Linked DNA regions of Homo sapiens: region 1 is linked to region 2. The links are chromatin contacts, found by Hi-C or POLR2A ChIA-PET in ENCODE. All regions are on one chromosome and are shown on one strand. The core of a region is the stretch at or near the end of the contact, and the rest is flanking DNA. Distances in the headings are between cores, read along the strand shown.

Region 1 (5,314 bases), core at 1,401-3,900, 69 kb before region 2:
GTGCCTTAAAACAAGACAAACTAATTATTTTATATTCCTGTAGGTCAGAAATTTAATTCAGCTCCAGGCTGGCTAAGATCAAGGAACTAGAAGGGACGCAACTCCTTACTAGACAGAGGCTCTGAAGAGGGTTCTGTTTCCTTGCCTCTTCCAGCTTCTGAGACCACCCACATTCCTTGTCCCGGAGCCCCTTGCTCCATTTTCAAAGCCAGAAACACCAGCCGAATCCTTCTCACATTGCCAGCTGTCGTCTCTCTGGATGTCTTTTTTTGTCTCCCTCTTCTGCTTTAAGGGACCTTGGGACCATGCTAGGCCCACTTAGATAATCCAAGATATTCTATCTGCTGATTAACAACTTTTAATTCCCCTTTGCCATGTAATGTACCATTATCCACAGATTCCATGGCTACAGAGGAGGCATGTCTGGGGATCCATGATGCTGCCTATTACATCTGTTAAGTTGAAATGAGCTCCTCTGTAACTTCCATCCAGAACTTCGGGTACCACAGACCGAAGAACACTTCTGTAACACAATTCTGCAGTTTTCTCTCCTTTCCTCCTTAACTTCACCATTCCTCTCCTCCTCCTCACCCACATAGTTCTTCAGGTTCTGTTTGCTTCCCAAGATTCAAGTTTTACATTTACTTTTGTTAAACTCTACAAAGTTCAGTCCTCCACTCATCCCATCCAGTCCGACACTGGTCCAGGCGTCTGTGAATGCTGCTTCTCATTTGTCATCTCATCTCAGACACTGGACTGACAGCACAGGCAGCAGAAGTGAGAGATTTGGAATCACTTTTTGGGTCTCGCTTTTCTCATCTTTATCCACAGGGAAGATGATGTGTTTCCAAAGGCCACGGTGGTAATATGAGGAGATAATGCATATAAAATTCACCTGTAATCTATAATGTACTATAAAATTCACAGTCATTAACAATACCTATCATCACTCCTGTTCACTTGTCAATTTGAAATATTGACCACAATAGAGATGAAGACAGAGCCTCAAATCACATCTAGAGACACTGACACCTTTCCTCAACGAGACAAGAGTCTGTAATCAATAAACACGATAAAGACTGTCACCATGGAGCCAGTCTTGGCCCCAACCCACGTTTGTCGGGTGTGTGGCACAGATGCAACACTGGCTTTTTCCAAACAGAAAAATTAGGACTTTTTCTGATTTGTGTTTATGACGGGTCTTACGTATTGAGTATAACAGCTCAAACAGGTATAAATTTCTCAAAAGGCATGATTAGACATGTTATAGAATTCTTTCTGGGACTAAAAAAAAGGCCATCATTAACACGTGTGTTGAGTGAATTAAAGACTTTAGGGTCTATTTGTGGGCAAGTCCTGAAAAACAACAAAAAGTCGAAGCAGAAGCCGGTTTCAATGATGGGCAGAGGAAGCGGACAGCAACAGAAAACAAAAATACACCCCATCAAAAGTTTCCAAATTCTTTCCCAAATCATCCTTCTCTTATACTCATTACTTCCACAACTGAAACAGTTTAGTCCCCAGATAAGAGTCTGGATTCGTTTCTCCTCTATTACCTCTTACTCAGTAAGCCCATTTATTCATGGATCTGTTCTTTTTTCTGAGACAGAGTCTCACTCTGCTGCCCAGGCTGGAGTGCAGTGGCACAATGTTGGCTCACTGCAACCTCGACCTTCTGGGTTCAAGAGATTCTACTGCCTCAGCCTCCCAAGTAGCTGGGATTACAGATGTGCGCCACCACACTAATTTTTGTATTTTTTAGTAGAGATGGGGTTTCACTATGTTGGCCAGGTTGGTCTTGAACTCCTGACATCAAGTGATCCACCTGCCTCGGCCTCCCAAAGTGCTGGGATTATACGCGTGGGCCACCATGCCCAGCCATCCTGGATCTGTTTGGTTTAAATTTCATGTTTTTGCCTTTTGGCAGTAAATATGAAAAATGCAACACTCTCCAAAGACTGACCCTTCCCATTTCAAGGGTAAGGAAGAATGAAGCCTCACCCAAGTATGTGGGATCTGAAGTCCTTGGAGGCGGGTGCTAGGCCAGGGGACAGAGTGGATCATCCCTGCAAAACCTCCGTCCTCTGGAGACCTGGCTGTGGGGGCAGAAGGATCAGGAAGTGAAGGCTACTCCTGCCCAGTGAAGAATGGGAGTGAGCAGCTCACGCGGTGGCAGCATTTGGCGGATGACAACAACTTTGTTACAAGCTTTATTGGGGAAAAGCCTGCTGGAACAAAGGCAAGCAGATAACCTCTAAGGCGCGAGGCAGGGGGACAGCAGGGGCACAGGGTCAGGAGCAGGCTGTGGACCTTCCCTTCCTATCCAGAGGGCTTGGAAGAGCTGGGGAGAATGACCTGGTTGCAAAAATGAAAACATCAAGAGGACTGTCCCCAACCAGAGACAGTCTAATAGGCACTGATGGCTGCAACGAGACGCTGGCATTTTAAAACACTACTTTGAACCTCTCTTCTTCATCCTCTCCGAGCAATGATCAAAGAACCAAGATTTCAAATTGTGAAGCAATTTTTTCCAATGGTAGCATCTGGCTCCTTGGCAGGCGGTGCTGGGAGCTGGGCCCTGTGGCGGGCAGCCGTCCAGGCCTGCCACATGGTAAGGCTCGGCCAGGCAGGGCACGCAGTGCGGCATTGCAGCTGCTCCCACAGGCACCAAAGGACAATCGCTCTGCACTGGGCCTGGGGCTGTGGGGCAACAGTGCCCCTAGAGGCAGCACTGCCATGGGCAGAGAGAAGGGGGAGGTCTGGAGAAAGCTGGCTGCTCTAAAAGGCTCCTCGCCCTCTCATTTGCAGGCAAGTGCCTTCTGGCTAAGACCCTTGAAGCCAGTCCCATTGACATTCAGAGGCTTGGGGTGGGTGGGGAAGCTGGGCCAACCGTGAGACAGCTCCCCAGCAAGGAAGCCAGCATGTAGGGGGAGTGAACGAGCTGCCCTCAGAAAAGAGTCTTTGAGTGTGTTCACTTCGGCCCTTATGCCCTGCCCAACCCAATGATGAGACAGCAGCTGTAGCCTGCCTGCCACAGCTGTTTTAAATAAGAATAATAGGAATAAACTCAGCCGTGGCTCTTCAAGTTACTTCCCGCTAATTATGGCATATATTTACATCTACAAAATAGAAGATTTTTAAAAACACCACCAAGGGCCCCTTTATTGTGCAGATTGGCACCCCTATTTGAATTTCATAAACATTTGGCACTTCAAAGAATCTTAAAAGCTTGCTCTAATTATGCTATGCACTGGTTGAAAGGCTGCCCGTCTGCACTGCAAATTCCTACAAATACCAGCATTTAGTTTTTCAAAAATTCAATTAATATCACCCACACAACTTCAGGTGACCACTAGTGGCAACTTCACATAGTGGCTAGGATGAAAGAGTCAGGTCTCAGCTCCAACTACAAAGCAGCTACACGGGCCAGTTCTTTCCAATAGAGGCAAGTAATGAATTCTGGGTGCCCAGCTGAGCTGGCCCCAAACCTTTCTCATTCATCAGGTGTGTGAACACTGGCCCAGACACCACCTTTCCCAGGAAACAGGACCTTTTTATGGTTTCAAGGTTTTGTGCATGAAAAGTTTTTCATAGAACAACAATAACAACCCCAAGCCAATGATACGTAAGTGAACTAACAAGTGCAGAGCTGCCAGATAAAACGGGGAACCCAGTTAACTCACATCTCAAATGAACAGCAAATACTTTTTCAGTACATATGAACATATATACCAAATACTGTATAGGACATGTACACCAAAAAAGTATTCACTGTTTATTTGAAATGCAAATTTAACTGGGCAACCTGATAAATCTGACAACTCTACTTATCAAGAAACCTTTACCACAGAGAATAAAAACTGAGACTTACCCTCAAATTCTCATTGCTGTAAAAGGCATCATATGTCCAAGACACTTTAGGTAGGGAAAATGAAGTTGCAGGAAACACTTGGAGCATAATCCCTTTTTAGTAAAAACAAGTGATGTATATGTATACGTATAATGGTTGTAGATACATACGTATAAGTCTAAAAGGATACATTCCAAATTTTGGGATCTGGCTGACCACAGGCATGTATGTGTGCAAGGAGGATCTCACTTTTTATTCTATATTCTTTTCAACTGCTCAAACTATTCATAACAAACCTGCATCACTTTTTTAATTTAAAAAGTAAATTAACATGGGGTGGACTGGGGGGTAGGAGGTACCGTGGATCTTTACCTGCACATGGAGAGGGGGTCTCTCACACCACCAAGGGCCTAGGTTCAGTTTTAAGCAACTGACTGAGATCCCTGAAGTGTCCAGTTAATCCAACTACGCCTTGCAAAACTGGGTCTGAAAATATGCAGCCACCCCGACTATGGCACATCAATTCTTTCCTTCTCAGGTTTTTCTTGAGGTGAAATGGTAAAGGTGACAGCATGAATCAAGCTAATTGTGGCAGCAGCTCAGGTGGGATCGTGGCTTAGCATCTCAGTCTGTAGCCACAGAAGGGAGTGGAATTAAATGGCCCCAGAAGGAAGGGACAGACCCCTGACCTGGGCTTTCTTAGCAATCACAGAGACAAAGGACCCAGGACAGAAAGTCTTTTAGGAATAGCTGTTGGAATGAATTCCTCCAGGTCAAGGCAACTCCCAATGCAAGAGATTCTGCCCGGAAGCCCTGAAGACTTCAGAGTCAAAGGTTTAAAAAAAAGAGAAGTATCTGTGGTTTGATAGAAGAGGATGGGAGGAAAAGCAATGTAAGCTCTTGTGCTCATTTTCCAAGCTATCCTATCCTGTGAAATCCATGATTTCATTCCTACTACGTTTTAGGCTTTCAGAGGATTCAGGTATGGTCTTTTGAAGTGAATGCCCCTGTGACCAGGGTTTCCACCCACATCTCTCCCTATTCTCTGAGTTCGGTAAGCCCCAGTGGCCATGGGGACCTCTCGCCACCTCCCAGGACTCCTTGTCTGTACATGAGTATCCACTGCCCTGAAAACTCCTTCTCACTCCCCTTGCACTGACCAAATTCTATCAAGATTCTGTTTAAATGCCATGTCTTTGTGAGCCCTTCCGAAATGTTCTCAGGCAAAAAGGGTTCCACCTCTGTGCTTCCACAGCAACTTCTGCCCACTTCCACTACAGCTCCCACCCCTCGGTGCTGTTGTTCACCTGCCCACATGTCTGCCATCCCTCACCAGACCCTGAGCCTGCAAATCAGAACTCTCAATCACATCTGCTTCCCAGTTTTCCAGAAGCAAAGACGACATTGGCAAATGTTTGTTGAATGACTTTCTAGCAACGAGATGGCCCAGAAAAGCTTTCAAGT
Region 2 (5,467 bases), core at 512-3,011:
CAACCTGGCCAACAGAGCAAGACCCGTCTCTAAAAACTAAAATAAAATAAAATAAATTTCTAATGATCTAGGTAACACATGAACACATTCTATCCGTAAAAAATTAAAACGTTACATGGGCAAATCAGTTTTTGTCTTTTCTCCTGCCACTCTCTACACACACTTCTGTCTCTAAAAATCCTTATTCCTGTCATGTTGGGTGCTATTTCCTTTGTGTGAAATGGCCACCACCCCCACCCCCACCCCACCAAATCTACTGAACAATGAATGATTCCTGAGCTGCCAGGCCTCTGCAGCTGGCACTTCCTCCACTCACTCCCCAGCAGTGGGCTGGGTCTGCCCCTCCTGCTCACCATACTTTGTGCACACTGCTAGCACAAGCTTGCTACACCACATTCTGCCTGTTTTTGCTTTTTCCTTGGCAGATTGTGAGCTTTGTGAAGGCAGGACCCACATCCTACTCCCAACTACTCCATCCTCCCAACCTCTGGCCCTGCATGAAGAATGTGCTACTTAATGATATTGCTACTGTTGACTTGAGTCTCTCCCTGAAAGAAAAAATATCTGAATATATGACATCATGGCTCATGGGACGCAGTGACTGTCTTCTTTGAATGGGCAGGCAGAAAGGGAGGGGGAAGCCGCAGGAAGACAGAGAAAGCACTGTGTTGGCAGGCACTGGGGATGCAAAGAAGAATGCAACAGGGCTCCTGCCTTCAAGGAGCTCACAGTCGTGTTGGATGCTTATGGAATGCAGAAATACCCATGAATCTTTCCTCTTCTTAAGCTCCAAGAAATCAAAGAGGAAGCCACAAGCACAGCTGAGACAGACTGGCAATGAAAGAGGACATGTGGCTGTTTTGTTCCCTAACAGAATGAACCTGGAAAGCTTAAAGCCCTTCTTACTTCAAAATTAGCTCAATCTTCCCTGTTTTTAATTCTTGTGATCTTCATCAATTTCAGATTTAGTATCCTACTTCAATCCACCACTGACAGAGAGCATAACATTCAGCATTTAATTGAGAAAAACAAATTTTCTAAGAAACACCTCAACTTGTTTATAGGCAGAATAGGTAAGAATGAACTGGACAAACGGAAGTCAGACATGCTAACTCAGGGCCTTATTCTCAGTACCCACAATATTTTCTACAGACAGAAGGAATATATACAGTCAACACAGCTTTATCTGCAAGCTCATTCACCACACAGAAGTTTGACTTCTAAAAAAAAAAAGGCAGAGCCCAAACTACTTATGTGGCTCGGGCCCTGAATGTTGCTTTGTAAAGATATCTCAGAGTGAAATTATCCAGCAAACCCTTGTGTGGATAGAAGGTTCCACAAGTCAACAACCGCTTAAGCAGTTTAAACCAACAAGCAAGATGCCCTCTATTTAAATGCTATGAGTGAATCTATTTTAAGCCTTTAAAAATCCTTTGGGCAGGTGTTTAAGCTGTGCACAGACTGAGCCTGTGGAGGCTCTGGGGGGTGGGGGAGGGCGGGCTCCACTCTCCATGCAGGCAACATTTTGTTCAGACAATCTTCCTGCAGCAGGTCATGTGACAAAGGCCAAATAAACAGCATCTGGGGATTTTCAATTACAGACCTTCGCCCAGCATGCCTGCACTGTAATCTCTACCAGATGAGGCTCAGGCCTCCCTATTTTCAATAATTCACACACTGTGTACACATAACATGACAATAAGTGCATTCATGGTGTGGCCTGATTCGCAGATCAAAGCTAGCAAAGGGCCAGCTGTAAGCATGCTCGGCTGCTGGATGATTCGTGCCTTTCACAGGCTTGGAAAGGCGCTCCGCAGGACCTGGCAAGCCGGCCTCTTTCCTGTGTGGTATGCTGAGCAAACTCTGAACATGAGCGGGGCACAGCCCCCTGGGACACCCAGAGAGGCGACCAATTCTATGTGCATTTGGGAGTACTGGGAAAGATTCAAACACCAACCTACTCCACAAGCTCCCTCTTGGATAGACTTGTCTTGGCTAGTGCAAGACACGTGCAAAAGGCCACCGCTAAAAGGGGCAGGTGGTTCTTGAGATGAAAACTGTTTTACAACAACAGTACGGTTTCCACACTTAATAAACCCTTAGCCAGGTGCAAGTGCTCAAGTTCACAAATCCACTGGCTGTGCAGTTCCCATTTAGCCATCACACACGTGTACACAGACTGAGACACAAACTACATGGAGGTATATTGTTAATGCATGTCACAGAGCTTTGGATCTGGGAAATGAAAGAGGACGCTCTGTTGTTATTACTGAATTCCCTACACATTAACTCAATTAACTCCTGTGCTAGACTAACACTTCTAGCTACTGTGTGTGCGTGTGCGCACACACACACGATAGTGCTTTGAAAGCATTCAGAGTTCTCAAGTCCACAACATTCCAAATGTCTCTTTCCCTGCAGAGAGAGCTGCAACTGGAGAAAATAAGGACACCACTTCCTCATATAAAAATTCTAGGCCCGGCACAGTGGCTCATGCCTGTAATCCCAGCAATTTCAGAGGCCGAGGGTGGATCACTTGAGGTCAGGAGTTCAACAACAGCCTGGCCAAGATGGTGAAACCCCGTGTCTACTAAAAATACAAAAATTAGCCGGGCATGGTAGTGGGTGCCTGTAGTCCCAGCTACTCAGGAGGCTGAGGCAGAGAATTGCTTGAATCCAGGAGGCAGAGGTTGCAGTGAGCCAAGATTGCGCCACTGCACTTTAGCCTGGGCGACAGGCGAGACCCTGTCTCCAAAAAAAAAAAAAAAAAAAAAAAAGATTTCATACACGTCAATCAGGGCAGGAACCAGGAGAAAGCCATAATGGTGACTTCCTTGGAGCCAACACATGCTGCTCACCAGCTGTGGGCTGTGTGTCCTTACCCCCTTTGCTCACTCATTCAGAATGGTTTCCTCTTAATCACAATAATCCCAAAAGTGCTAAAACATATCAATCGTTGGGTAAGCCCTGCCTACAAAGGGCCAGCCGGCTGGCTTTTATGGTCTTGTCCAACAGCAGCTGATACTTCATTCAGTAACAAATCCAATTTAGCAGTTACAAGAGGTTTAGCATCCCTGAAAAAAATATTGGGGTTGATCTGGCACTCTGAAGTCAGCAAATGCTCCACTGCCATATTGCTGTGGAGATTTTTCTGTCGTCATATTTGGATGTCTATAACCAACTGTCTCGCACCTTCCCCACCCCTGCCCCCCAATGATTTGATGCTGGTGGTGGCAACAATTTAATCCCTGGATTAAAAAATATAGGCAACAAATCACATGTGGAAACTGACTGAATAATGTGATTTTACCATCATCCCCTCAAACATAAAAAGGGGGAGGAACTGGCTTTCCTTTTCAAACAGGAATTTCTAACACGTTGAAAGAAAAAACTATGAGGAAAAGGTGATTTTACTCTAATCTCTGGACTCTTAGTTCTTAAGAGGAAAAAGAGATAAGCAAATGTGAAGTTTTTAACCTTGGATTAAAATTTGTCTTCTTAAAAACAATGGCGGCACTACCATAAAGACCTTGTAACTAAATTATTTACATTTATTTAAACATTAAAATGCTAAAACAAAAAAAAGCTTTAAGTCATGATGGGTGAAAATAAGAAACTGGCATAAAGAAAAGTTTCTGAATATTTAATGTACATTCTTTACAGTTTATATAAATTCAAGTTAAAAGAATCTCCAAAGAAAATAACTTGAATAATTTAGCTATAAGAGGACTTCACAACCAACAAAATGTCATTTTTAAGCAACAAGGTAATTTATAAAGTAAAAGAAAACGGAAATGATCTAATAGGAACATGGGCTGATTATTCCTTTAATATTAGGCTTCGTGGTCAATGGTTGGTTATTTAACCCGGCTCCAGTTTTAATAACAAAAAAGTGACCACAGAAACATCTGATTTTTAAAAAGAACAAGTTTTCAGCGCCATAAATGAGATGCATGCAATTATGGCTGGCAAGACATCAACAATGAAATATTCCATACATGGAGTTATTTCATGTGGTTTTAAAACTTTATTCTTTTCTCTAGACTTTTTAAAACACAAACTGAAAAGTAAAACAAAATAAACAACCAAACCCTGCAGATTTGAAAAGATTTAGCTTTTGTGAATAACAATCCATTAGATTAATATTTTGTCAATGTCACTTGTCACAACAAAAGCAGCAGCATTTATAATTTACTCTAAGACTGGTTTAATTAAAATTCAAAAAACCACAACAAAGCTATATTGAATTTCATTTCCCGCATTGTAATTACTTACTTCGTAGCTGACTATAAACAGTATTTTATTACATCCACAAAAATGCGTTTAAAAACTAACAGTAATTCGTAGACACTGGAAGAACTGAGGGAACAAGTCCTGTCACTTCTACTTTGAATAGAGTGCTACTTTCTACTTTAGTGTGACATAAGGAACGAGGATGCATGATCTTTTCCAATCTGAGGGGATCTATAGATCTGACAACATTACCTACCCTTAGAGCTGGGCTCGGACTCCTTGTGAACACAGATTTGGCAGAGCAAGATCTATGTGCACCCTCCCAAGACCAAGAAAGGGCCTGACTTGGCTCAAATCCAACAATGAGACAATAGAGGCTGCCAGGCATGATGGATGACTTAAAGGACTTAAAACCACCATTTGCATCCTCCCAGATAAACAATTAGCTAGAAAAAAAATTTTTTTTTTCCTGGAAGCAACTTCCAATGCTGTTACTCTGCCTAGCAGAATAGAGTTAGTTTAGTGAAATTAGAACAAAATTTGAAAATGTCTCAGACAAATGTTCTTAAAGTATCTCACTGGAATTAGAAGAAATAAACCATTCATTTTAGATTTTTTAAGTTTAGAATTTTAAAAGTTAGAAAAGGCTTTGATGCTTATAACTCTCTTAAAGTTAGTGTCAGAAGGTTTTCAATATATTTACTTAGTTCATTTTTGTATTCCTTCTTCCTTCATTTGAAATCCATGTAATTCTTAAAGGCAGCATAATAAAAAAAAATTCACTTATTGGACAAGGCAGGCAGGCATAAACACGATTTAAGCATGAAAAAAAGGAAACGGCCTTCAGACATGCTTGCCAGATAAAAATCAGTGGTTCTGAACCTGCATACAAGCAATTTTCTGGAGCTCATGAAGACCCAGGAGAGAATGCTTGAGAAACGACAGAGAAATCTCTTAAAAGTCACCCTGCATTTCTCTAGAATGAATTTACAGGACAGGCTAAGAGTATCTCCGGAAGTTCACCAAGCCTCCATTAATAAATGAGGCAGCAGTGTGGTTTCCGTGGCAACAGACTCCTAACTCCCGCAAGCTTAGTGCACAACTGCCAAAGATTTCTCCTCAAATCTCAACTTCCTGTTTCCAGGTACTGACAAAACCAAACATACTTTTAAGCCCAGGGAAACAGCAACAGTGTAAGGGTTTTCAATAGGTATTCTCGTAACGGTGGTTTGGT

Evidence for each region. A loop is a pair of places that touch in the nucleus more often than their neighbours do. ChIA-PET counts read pairs that join two places held with the same protein, here RNA polymerase II (POLR2A).
Region 1: a map of gastrocnemius medialis shows a loop between it and region 2 (6-fold over the local background). The contact joins two enhancer-like sites. A Hi-C loop is called at or near these places in 1 of 168 maps with a recorded cell type or tissue (gastrocnemius medialis). POLR2A ChIA-PET finds 5 or more read pairs at or near these places in 2 of 52 experiments (AG04450 and activated CD4-positive, alpha-beta T cell).

The regions. Positions count from the first base shown.
Region 1 is chr11:12,912,132-12,917,445 of GRCh38, reverse strand. All of the region lies in intron 10 of TEAD1 (TEA domain transcription factor 1), which reads right to left. Among named protein-coding and RNA genes, the nearest start is that of TEAD1-AS1, 8.1 kb to the left of the region's middle. RefSeq lists enhancers at 1,787-2,650, 2,651-3,515. Within about 2 kb of position 2,650, at least 10 of the 41 ENCODE cell types and tissues checked have a DNase peak (open chromatin) inside an H3K27ac peak, as active enhancers do.
Region 2 is chr11:12,842,270-12,847,736 of GRCh38, reverse strand. The region is part of intron 3 of TEAD1 (TEA domain transcription factor 1); the gene reads right to left. Among named protein-coding and RNA genes, the nearest start is that of TEAD1-AS1, 78 kb to the left of the region's middle. RefSeq lists an enhancer at 738-3,952. Within about 2 kb of position 1,761, at least 18 of the 41 ENCODE cell types and tissues checked have a DNase peak (open chromatin) inside an H3K27ac peak, as active enhancers do.